Linked DNA regions of Mus musculus: region 2 is linked to region 1. Evidence: chromatin loops called from intact Hi-C (ENCODE). Cell type or tissue: left cerebral cortex. All regions are shown on one strand. Each heading gives the region's core, and the rest is flanking DNA. Links, peaks and the distances in the headings are about the cores only.

Region 1 (5,369 bases), core at 182-5,181:
CCTGAACTTCTGATCTTCCTGTTTCTGCCTTTCAAGTCCTGGGCTAATGGTTGGCCACCACTACGTTTTATAGTGTGCTAGGGACAGAGCCCTGGGAATGTACACCAACCCTCTTGGCAGGGTCAAGGTGTTGTTTCCAGGTACCAGGGATTGAACCTGGAACCTGAGTACCTTCAGTGAGTGATTGCATATTTACAAAATACGGCGTTTTATGGGACTGGCTGTGTTTCCCCTGAACAAAGAGGGTTTGGTTTTGAGAAGCAATCTCATGTCTGCAGGCCTCAGACCGTATGTAACCAAAGATGACTTAGAACTTTTGTGTCACCTCCCAAATGCTTAGACTACTCGTGTCTGCTAACATGCCTGGTTCTGAGGTGCTGGGGATGGAACCCTGGGCCTTCTACATGCTACTCAGACATTCTACCAACTGGGCCACATCCTCTGCCTGTTTTGTTGTTGTTTATCTGGTTTTGTTTGTGGTTTTGATTTTCTTGTTTGTTTTGTTTTGGGGGTGGAGTGGTGGGGTTGTTGTTGTTTTGTTGTTGTTGTTTGTTTTTCAAGACTGGTTTCTCTGTGAAACTCCCTTTGAAGACCAGGCTGGCCTCGAATTCACAGAGAGCTGCCTGCTTTACCTCCCAAATTGCTGGCATATGCCTTTGTTTTAATTTTTTCTTTAAAGATTTGTTTGTTTGTTTGTTTGTTTGTTTATTACATCTAAGTACACTGTAGCTGTCTTCAGGCACACCAGAAGAGGGCATCAGATCTCATTACAGATGGTTGTGAGCCACCATGTGGTTGCTGGGAATTGAGCTCAGGACCTCTGGAAGAGCAGTCAGTGCTCTTTAACTGCTGAGCCATCTCTCCAGTCCTGTTTTAATTTTTTGTTTGTTTTTGAGATACGGTTCACTGTGTAGCCCTAGGTAGCCTGCAACTCTGTATGTAGTAGACCAGGTCAGGCTCTCCTCAAACCTCAGAGATCCACCTGCCTCTGCCTCCGTAGTGCTGTGCATCACCAAGTCTAGCCTTTTTTTTTTTTTTTTTTTTAAGACAGGGTCTCCCTGTATCTCAAGCCAGTCTCAAATTGACCCTCTTCCTGCCTTAGCTTCTTTAGAGCTGGGGTGACAAGTGGCTGCCATTTTTGCCTGCCTTGAGCTTTTCAGAAACAAAGCAGGCTTGGTTCATCAGGAGAGCTTTTGAACCTCAGAGCTGAAAGTCAGATACTCAGAACCCCACAAGAAGCTCTCCTGCGAGTCGGGGTGCCAGGCAGCGTAAACTCATTTAATTCTCCCCCACCCCCGGACAGCGTCTCTGACTAGACAGGTGTCTAGCACTAGCATAGATTTGCAGTGTAGCTGAGGCTACTCCTGTCTTCACTTTCCCAAGTGCTGGGATTACAGACGTCCTCTACCACGAACAGCCAATCGTAGTGTTCCCTGTTGATGGCTCTGGCGGTGCCTCAGGCATGGTTTCCTCACATTCGTGCTGTCTTTTCCTCTGCCTTAGTGAAATATTCTGGATACCTGGAGCACATGGACAAGCCTTTCGATTCTAATTGCTTTAGGAAAACACCTCGGCTGATGAAACTTGGAGAAGGTAAAGTCACCTGGGTCATTTGGGCAAAAGAGGCCATGTTTTAAGACTGTCACAGCATCCAGGAAACAGGTTCTTAGAGTTTGTAGCTGAGCTTGGGTTTCAGGGAAGCACCCAGGTTGTCTTGTCACTTTTCTTCTTGAGACATTATTTTTGGCTGGTAGCCTACCTGGCAAGTTTATCTTGGCATCTAAGTTGCCCATTGGGTGCTATTAAAATTTTTATGTATATGTGTATGTGTGCCCAGTGCCTGCAGAGGCCAGAAGAGGGTGGCAAGCCGCCTGGAACTGTAATTAGGCAGTTGTTGCCACCATGAAGCAGTAAGCACTCTTTAACTGCTGAACCATCTCTCCAGGTGCAGGGCAGCTTTTAAGACGGAATCGCACTGTGAAGCCCCCACCTACCATCAACTCAGAAGTCTCCTAGCTCAGCTCTGCCACGATAGGGTGATAAACATGAGCCCCCACACCTGGATCCACTGGACAAGATGCTTTGTGCATTTATGAAATAACATAGTAAACGCTCCCTTCCTAGCGTGTGTAGTGAGATAAGACAGCACAGGGTCTGGGAGAAGGAGTCAGTAAGTGCTTGCCACTCGAGCACGAGGACCTGCTTTCCATCCCATAGAGCCCGTGGGTTTGAGTTTGTTGGTTGGTTTTTGTTTTATAAGGTCAGCTATAGTAGCATATGCTTATAATCTCAGTGCAGCAGGGCAGAAACAGACGGCTCCCTCGGGTTCTCTGGCCAGCCAGCCTCCTTAGCAGACTTCAGGACAATGAGAGATTCTGTCTCAAAAAACAAGGCAGATGCCCCTGAGGAATGACAGTTGAGACTGTCTTCTAGCATCTGCATGCATGTACACACGCATCAACACATACACGCACACATCTCAAGAGGCCACACTCAGATGATGAGATCCACATCTTATGGACCTTGCTAGGGCTGGGGAGCTTGGTCTCTGGTCCAGAAATGGACGATAGAATTAAATGAAGCCTGGAGCTCTGAGGGGTAACCTGGGTCTGCTTGGTGACATTATAGTTGCCCTCCTTTTGGCAGGGTCACAGGCATTCTGTGAAAAAGAAGGCTTGAGATGAGAGCCCTGAGGTTTGAATAAGATTTCAGTTGTGGGACTTGAGAAATGGCTCAGAAGTTAAGAGCATTGGCTGCTTTTCCAGGAGATGGGGTTCAATGTACAACACCCATATGGTAGCTTACAGTCGTCTATAACTCCAGTTTCTGGGGATCTGATGCCCTCTTCTGGCCTCTGTGGGCAGTGATTAAATGAATTTGGCACACATACAAACAGCAAAACATACATAGAAGTACACATAAAACTAAAGGAAAAAAAATCTTAAATTTCAGTTACAGTAGATAGACCACAGGCATTAATGGCAGAGAACTTAAAAGAAAGAGCAGACTATGCAACAGAGATGGAGCCTGCAGAAGATGGCGTCTGGGGAAAGTAGGACAGCAGGAGCAAGACTGAGCACTGAGTTGGCACCCAACCCAATGGGCTTGGGTTGGCATAGGGAAACTGGTACCTGTGAACGGACGGACTGAATGCTGAGTGAACCTCCTTTCTTCCAGATATTACACTCTGGGGCATGGAGCTGGGCCTTCTGAGCATGCGCAAAGGGGAACTGGCCAGGTTCCTGTTCAAGCCAGCCTATGCTTACGGCACCCTGGGGTGCCCTCCCCTCATCCCGCCAAATGCCACCGTCCTGTTTGAGATCGAGCTGATTGACTTCCTGGATTCTGCTGAGTCAGACAAGTTCTGTGCACTCTCAGCTGTAAGTTCCAGGCCTTGGACTTTCCAGCACTTTCTAAATGGAGGGATGGGATCATATTTGGGTGGCTTTGTTAGAACCCCCACCCTGACCTCCACCCAGCCTACTGCACAGTGATATCTGCTTTCCTCTATCTGAGGTAATGTAAGGTATAGATTAGCTCTGTATTAGCTGTTTGCTATTTAATTATCTTTTGCTTACTTCTCACTCAAGTTGGAGGCTACTTTTCTGGAAGTTAGACACTGGTAGCTTAATAATGAAGGTTATTGAGGCTTGGGAATGTGATAGAGTTCTTGCCTAGAACCCCCCACTAAAGGCTGGGGCTATGTATGTCAAGTAGTAGAGTGATAATATTAACAAGCCCTCAGTTTTATTCCCAGGACCATAAAAACAAGTTAGAGAATTGGTTCCTCCTTGAGAATTGAAAAAGGCTTTGATGTCGGGCAGTGCTGTTACACGCTTTAAATCCCAGCACTCGGGAGGCAGAGGCGGGAAATTGTGAGTTCAAGGCCAGGCTGGTTTACATAGTTCCAGGACATCCAGAGCTACACAGAAAAACTTTCTTGAAAAAAGGAAGGAAGGAAGGGAGCTAGGGAGGGAGGAAGGAAGAAAAGAAAAAGAGAGAGAGAGAGAGAAGGCTTTTATTAACTTGACAGGCTAGCCATGACATGAGAAGCAAGCTGAGACAGCCTCAGGGAAAGTGGGATTAGAGCTCCAGCTCTCATACCCTGAGTCTTGGCTTTCCTGTGTGACCTCTAGCTCCCTTGCCCATAGAAACAGAGCTTGTAATCCCATCAGCGACCATGGATATGTAGTGGTAGCTGTGCAGCCATTGCAGGCTTTGCTCCTCCACAAGCTTTGGTCTTACACACTAAACTGTCAGGGCCACAAGTGAATGTCTCACCATTGTCAAATCTTTCCACAGTGTACATGGTCCTGCACTTACCTGGGGTTCTGATTTCCAGGCTCAGGGTAGGGTTCTATGGAAGTTCTAATATGAAGCCGGGATATCAACATGAGCATGTAGAATCTCCTTGGGCCCTAAGCCAACTAGGACCTTCCAAATTTTTGTTGAGTAATTGGTCTGGGCTTGGCAGTCTCCTTCAGTTTCTGTGGGTCCTTCTGCTTCTCGGGGGATCTGAGAAAGACCACAGCAGCCACTGACATCTGGGCTGCTCTGTCGATGGGGCCATTATAGTATGCATCTGTGTGGCCTGGCCTCTGCACACACAAGCAGTAAGTTCATGGCCCAAGAGAGAAATGTTGATGACTGTGCCACTGGGGCTTCTGGCTCCATGTCGTTCCTCTTGTCTCTGCTCTTCAGGAGCAGCAAGAACAGTTTCCACTCCAGAAAGTCCTCAAAGTAGCAGCAACTGAGAGGGAGTTTGGCAACTACCTTTTCCGCCAGAATCGCTTCTGTGATGCCAAAGTGAGATACAAGCGGGTAAGAATGCTATGGAAGTGTGCATTCCAGAAAACTTAGCTTTTACATTTTTATGTGTATGGCTGTGCAGTCTGTATGTATGTCTGCCCACCATGGGCATGCCTAGGCCAGAAGAAAATGTCTGGTCCCTGGGAATTGATCCCCAGGAACTGTAATTTCAGACAGTTGTGAGATACCATGTGGTACTGGGATTCAAACCTAGATCTTCTGGAAGAGCAGCCAGTGCTCGTAACCTCTGAGCCATCTCTCCAGCCCCAGAAAACCTGAGAGCATACGCTTCCTCTGTTTTGCTACTCTCCATGGGCAGCCATTAAGACGATCACATTAAGCTGGGCCTGGTGGCTCATGCCTGTGATCCCAGTCTCTGGGAGGCTGGCCATAGGAGGATTGTGAGTTCCAGGCCTGCTTGGATTTCTTAGTCTCTGTCTCAGCAAAAAGGGGCTGGGGAGAGAGTTCAGTGAGTAAGAGTGCTTGCTTCATAAGCATGAGGATCTGGGTTCAGATCCCAGTGCCCACATAAGATGCTGGCATGGGTGCCGGAAGGATGA
Region 2 (5,369 bases), core at 306-5,305, 240 kb after region 1:
CAAGCAATGGCTTCCACTCTCAAGGTTCCTCTGAGAACAGGCTAAGTTATCAGTACCTGGAAGCTGGCCCAAGAGGCCAAGATGAAGACAATCAAGGTCTTGGACACCTTCCTGTCCTATCTTTAGTCCTGACTTTCCTTCCTCATGGTCTACAAACCAATCTTGCCTCCGAGTCATTCTGGCCCATCTTCAAACTCCTCACTCAAAGCTTCAAAGGTTTAGCCATCCAGAAAGTCAGGCTGGGGCTGGGAGTGTGGCTCTGCCAACAGAGCACTTTCTAGAATCCCCAGTGAGGGGCTGGGGGCGTGGCTCAGTGGCAGCTTTCCCAGGAACTGGACACGACTGGATTCCATCCTCAACACTGTATAGACAGTATAGACTGTATAGACACACACACACACACACACACACACACACACACAACACACACGAAGGCCTGCTCTCTGGGTAGCTCCCCTGGGTGAGGGATGAGGGTAAGGGATGAGGGGTGAGCATCTGAGCCCTCCTCCTCTTCCTGCACTACCTTGAGTGCATGGGTCATTGGCTCTCCTCTCCTTTCTCGTCTCCAAGCTCCAGTATTTGCTTTGAGCTAATGGTGGCTGCCAGGGTGTGGGACGTGGGGTGGCAGGGGCTGCCACCTCAGGAGACAATGGGCTTCATTACCCAAATAGGCCACCCTAGCCTGATGGCTGGTCCCCTACCTCCCATAGCTAGATAAATACCATCTGTCCAAGAAGTGAACATGATTGGGTTGGGGACACTAATCCTTCCTGGGCCAGCTCCTGTTGTCATATAGAGTAAATGGGGGACACTCCTAAGTTTGTGACCTCTGTCTGTATCCCAGCAACCATTAGGTTCTGTTCCCCCAGGGTCCTACCCCAGCCTTCTGCTGTCCCTCCTCCAACTCCCGCAGAGGGTTGGTAGCCTAGGATGAGGGGGATGAGTCAGTGACAATATCCAAGTCCCGAGGAAAGGATTTGGTTGAATGCACGTGAGAGAAGAGTCCGGTTTGGTGCAAAAAGTCTAGGGCCAAGGTTCAAAAGCTGTGTGCAATGGGGTGAACCAGAAAACCTCAGAAGTGGGAGAGAGGGAGGATGTGGGGTGCATACACTCTGTGAGACCAGAGGACAAACTCAAACGTGGTTCCTCAAATGAATCTGCCTCCGTTTTTGAGACAGTCTCTCTCATTGGCCTGGAACTCACCAACCAAGTAAGCTAGGCTGCTTAGCTGGCAGGCTACAGGCAGCTGGCTAGCCATCTCTGTCTTGACTACTGGGATCACAAGCACACACCAGCAAACCAGACTCTTTTTTTTTTTTTCTTGTCAGTTCTGGGGCTTGAACTCAGGTCCTTAAGCTTGTAAGACAAATAACTTTACACCAAGTCCCTCTTTTTTTTTTTTTTTTTTAATTTTTGCCAGCTAGCTTGTTTGTTTTAATGCGGGGCCTTGCTCTGTAGCCCCAGGCTGGTCTGGAGCCTCATCCTCCTGCCTCAGCCTACAGACTGCTGGGATGACCAGCCTATGCCACCACTCCCTAGACAAGTGCCTTCTTGGACCATTTACAGCTATCCTCCCTGGGGCTTCCACCCACAGAAGCAGGGAACAGAGTGTGCCAGGAGCGCTTCTTGGCAGGGGTGAGGTGCCCAGGCCTCTGTGGGCTGTCTGCAGGCTGTCCTTCTCCCTGCCTAACTGACCAGTTCCACCCACCACCAGACCCCCTGCCTGGCTGCCCCAACCCCACATTTCTAGCTGTTCACTGGAGAGCCTCACCCTCTGCAATACCCTTGGCTTCAGAGAACCCCTAGTCACATCTTACAGTCCGCAGATTTGTTTGTTTGTTTGTTTGTTTGTTTGTTTGAGATGGTAGGATCTCCTATCATCTCCAGCTGGCCTCAGACCTTAAGTTCCTCCGCAGTGGAGGGCAACCTTGACCTCCTGGCCCTCCATCCTCAGCCTGAGTTCTAGGATTCTAGGCATGCCCAACCCCACAGGGTTCATGAGCGTGAGCACGGGGCATTTGCTTTTGTTTTTATTTTTATGTCTCACTGGGAGGGGAGCTCGTGGGTGGCACATGGAGGTCAGAGTTCAGACAACTATGGAGTCAATTCCCTGCAGCCACTTTGATGTGGGTACTGGGAATCAGACTCAGGTCACCAGTCCGGGACCAAGCACCCTCCCTGGCAGAGCCTCTCCTGGCCCACGTTTTGTTTTATGTTTTTTTTTTTTTTTCTTCACCAAAAACTCCTGTGTACTTGGCTAACTTGGGTATCCTCAGAATCCCACTCAAGAGAATTTAATAGTCTGGCTCTTTGGCGGGTGGGGGACACGGCACTCTCCACCCTAGGGAGCTGCAGTTTAGGGAGTGCCCTCAGACCCTCCACGTGCTCTTTCTCTAAAACCGCTTCCCTTCTGTCTGCCCAAGGTCTGAGCTGGAAAGCCCTCTAAACCTGCCCAAGTGGAATGTATGGCCGAAGCAGGAAGCCTGAGTTGGGAGTGGTCGGGAAACGGGAGACCCTTTGGGGGAACATGGGGACCCAAGGCTTCTTGTGGCTCGTGCCTGTAGTTCCAGCACTTGGAAGGCCAGAGCAGAATTCCAGGCCAGCCTCGGTTTTACAGTGAGTTCCAGGCTAGCTTAGTCTACAGTGTGGGACTCAATAAGAGAAAGAGAGTGAGGGATATTCTCCCTCTCCTTTAATCGGAAGTCTTTGATAATTAAAGCACTGCCCCAGTGTGAGCTGCTTCTGGTGTTCTGAGACCTTAGATGGCCCCTTCCCAGGCAGTCTCATGATGTCCAAGGGCGGGGGAGGGGCAACGGGACAGGGAATTTGAACTTTCCACATTGGTCTCAGCGCCCTGAACTATCAGGTTGCAACATGACCTGGGCTTGAGGCCAGAACTTGTGGGCCAAGGTTACTCTGCCTCCAGCCAATGGGGTCGCGTGGCTCTGCCGCCACGAGGTGGGCCACGCTCTTCCGCAATTCCCACCCCAGCTCCAGGTCCCCTGTGGGGCTGCAGGTGCCGGTCTACAGCCAGCGGTTCTACGAAGGGGAGGAGGCTCGCTGAAGAAGCGTGATATTTACAGAGAAGAAAGATCAAGGCCGGCCGATCCCCCTTTCTCTCCTACTGTTTTCGGTTGATAATTTATCCTCTTCCCACTGCTCCCGGGAACTTTGCTCCAGGGCACTGGGCCAAGACCCCAGTTCGCGCCCTCCTCGGGGACACATAGGTGGGGCTGAAGCTGGGTGCGGCCCCGGAGGTCTGAGCCGTAGTTACAGGGTTCCTGGCTGCCTTGCAGCCTCTTACCGGGTTCGGGGAGACCAGGTTTTCCCTACCCGACCTAGGGTGGACTGCAGCACCCTCTGCTGGCTCTGGGCAGGTGCTGGGCACCGTCTTCCCGCCAACCTTGACGTAGCGTTCTAAATCAGACACGGTGGCTCATGCCTGTAATCCCCGTATTTGGGAGGCCGAGATGGGAGTCCAGCCTGGGCTACCTAGCTCAATGCCAGCCTGAACTTTAGAGTGAGACTCTGGCTCACCAAACTAAATCAAGCCAAAATAAATGGTGTCTGGGCAAGTGAGCAAGAAACTGTTTCCATGTAAGTGGACACTGCCTATGAGGGCGACCACGGGATAACTGCAGCGTGCAGGGAAGAGTGGGACTTTGCAGGGACTGCTGAGGATGAACGAAACAGTCCAGGCATACCACGAGTGGAGGGAGGCAGTGGACGGGATGGGTTATAGTCTGAGGAGTGTGAAAGACACCTGGCATTTAAGTGCAAAAGCAGAAGAATCAAAGAGCGGGGGCCCAACCGTAGAAGGCCCTGCAAAGGTGGAGACAAAGGTGGAGGACAGGACAGTGGCGCCACAAGCAAGTGATGGGACACAAATGATTCATGAGGGTCCGTGGGTTGCGCAGGACCAGGCGAGGAAGATAATGCCTAAGTTGTGTCCAGCGTCCCCCGTAGCAGTTTGGGACAGGAGCCCCAGTGCGCGGTCCCACCACGGAAAGCTGGGACTCAGGCTCCCCGGTCCGCCCTCACCTGTAAGCCAGGCTCAAGCACTCGAAGAGGTGGGTGAGTGTCGGATCGATGCTGCGCGGCCCGAAGTCGGCGAGCCCCACGGGCCCCTCCTGGTCGCGTCGCCGGGTCAGCGAGTCGCTGTGCGGCGAAGACACCATGAAGTGTCCGCTGTGGATGACCTGTGATCGATGCAGGCCACCCGCGCTGCGCCGGGGACTCGGATCCTCCAAGTCCGTATCCGAGTCCGAGTCCGGGCTAGGGACGACCCGGGGGACCTGCAAGTTCACGGATAGATCCGCCAGCGCGCGCGCCATGGCCACTATTGTCGCCAACTCTCGGGCGCTCTGGAGAGCGCTTAACGTAGCCAGCTGCGCCTAATTACCATGGCCACGCCCCTGTTCTCCTGATAGGTCCTTGTGGTGGGCGTGGCCCTTAGTTGGCAGGTGATGTTTAAATTAGCATAACCAGTGAGCGTGGTGTGAAACCACTGATCCTGGAGCTTTGGCGGTGCTTCGCCTTTCTTTCTGTTGAGAGCACTTTTTAGTCTCTACTTTTCAGGTTTCAGAAAGTCTGGCTGGGGCTGGGACTGGGCTGGGGCTGGCTAGCGTGCACAAAGCCTTGGGTTCGATCCTCCGAACCACAGACACTAGCATGGGGGTGATTCTGTAAGTGTAACACTCGGGAGGTGGAGACAGACAGACAGATAGACAGACAGACAGACAGGAAAGAAATAAAGAAAGAAAGAAAGAAAGAAAGAGAGAGAGAGAGAGAGAGAGAAAGAAAGAGACAAAAAAAAAAATCCCAAACAACAAACAAGACCGCTAGCCGGTAAAAGCCTTTGCCACCAGGCTTGAGGACAAGAGTTCAAACCCTAGGACCCACATGTTGGAAGAAAATACTCGATTTTTAAAATTTGACCTCTGAGATCCATATGTATTCCTAGACACATAAACACTAGATAGATAGATGGAGAGAGAGAGAGAGATAGGATAGATAGATAGATAGATAGATAGATAGATAAGATAGATAGATGGATAACCAGAAATTCAGGGTCATCCTCTGCTTCATAGTGAGTTCAGTAAATCGCTTGCCTGCCTTCTTCACTTTCCCAGGGTCCTGTGCGGTTGAACCCCAATGCTTGCTTGTACCCAGGCGCTCTTATGATTGTCCTATGCCTCTACAGCAAAGTTCAGAAGTGGACTCTAAGAGTTCACCTTCTCTAGATCACCTCCCTGCACTCGGGCTTTCTCCTCGGGAAGTTCTCTCACCAGCCCTGAAGCCTAGCTTCTTTCTGTTCCTGCTTTTCTTCCTTTCCTTTTTTCTTTCTTTCTTTCTTTTTCTATTTTTGT

What was found. A loop is a pair of places that touch in the nucleus more often than their neighbours do. Peaks named below come from ENCODE experiments on the same cell type or tissue, not always from the same donor. Only the 100,000 strongest peaks of a DNase experiment are listed, where the experiment ranks them.
Region 2: it touches region 1 in a loop (2.0-fold over the local background); 2 of 42 quality-filtered maps call a loop at or near these places.

What each region holds. Positions count from the first base shown.
Region 1 is chr5:135,344,101-135,349,469 of GRCm38, reverse strand. Fkbp6 (FK506 binding protein 6) reads left to right here. Exons shown (of 8, transcript NM_001277891.1): 3 at 1,504-1,593; 4 at 3,178-3,380; 5 at 4,702-4,821. Among named protein-coding and RNA genes, the nearest start is that of Fkbp6, 3.3 kb to the left of the region's middle. In left cerebral cortex, for the core only: a CTCF peak has its summit at 2,857 (motif pointing left); no DNase peak of the experiment used is centred there.
Region 2 is chr5:135,105,888-135,111,256 of GRCm38, reverse strand. It overlaps Mlxipl (MLX interacting protein-like), which reads right to left and starts at 4,366. Exons shown (of 17, transcript NM_021455.5): 1 at 4,042-4,366. The coding sequence starts at 4,334. In left cerebral cortex, for the core only: a CTCF peak has its summit at 3,358 (motif pointing left); DNase peaks (open chromatin) are centred at 3,361 and 4,430; H3K4me3 peaks cover 719 bases.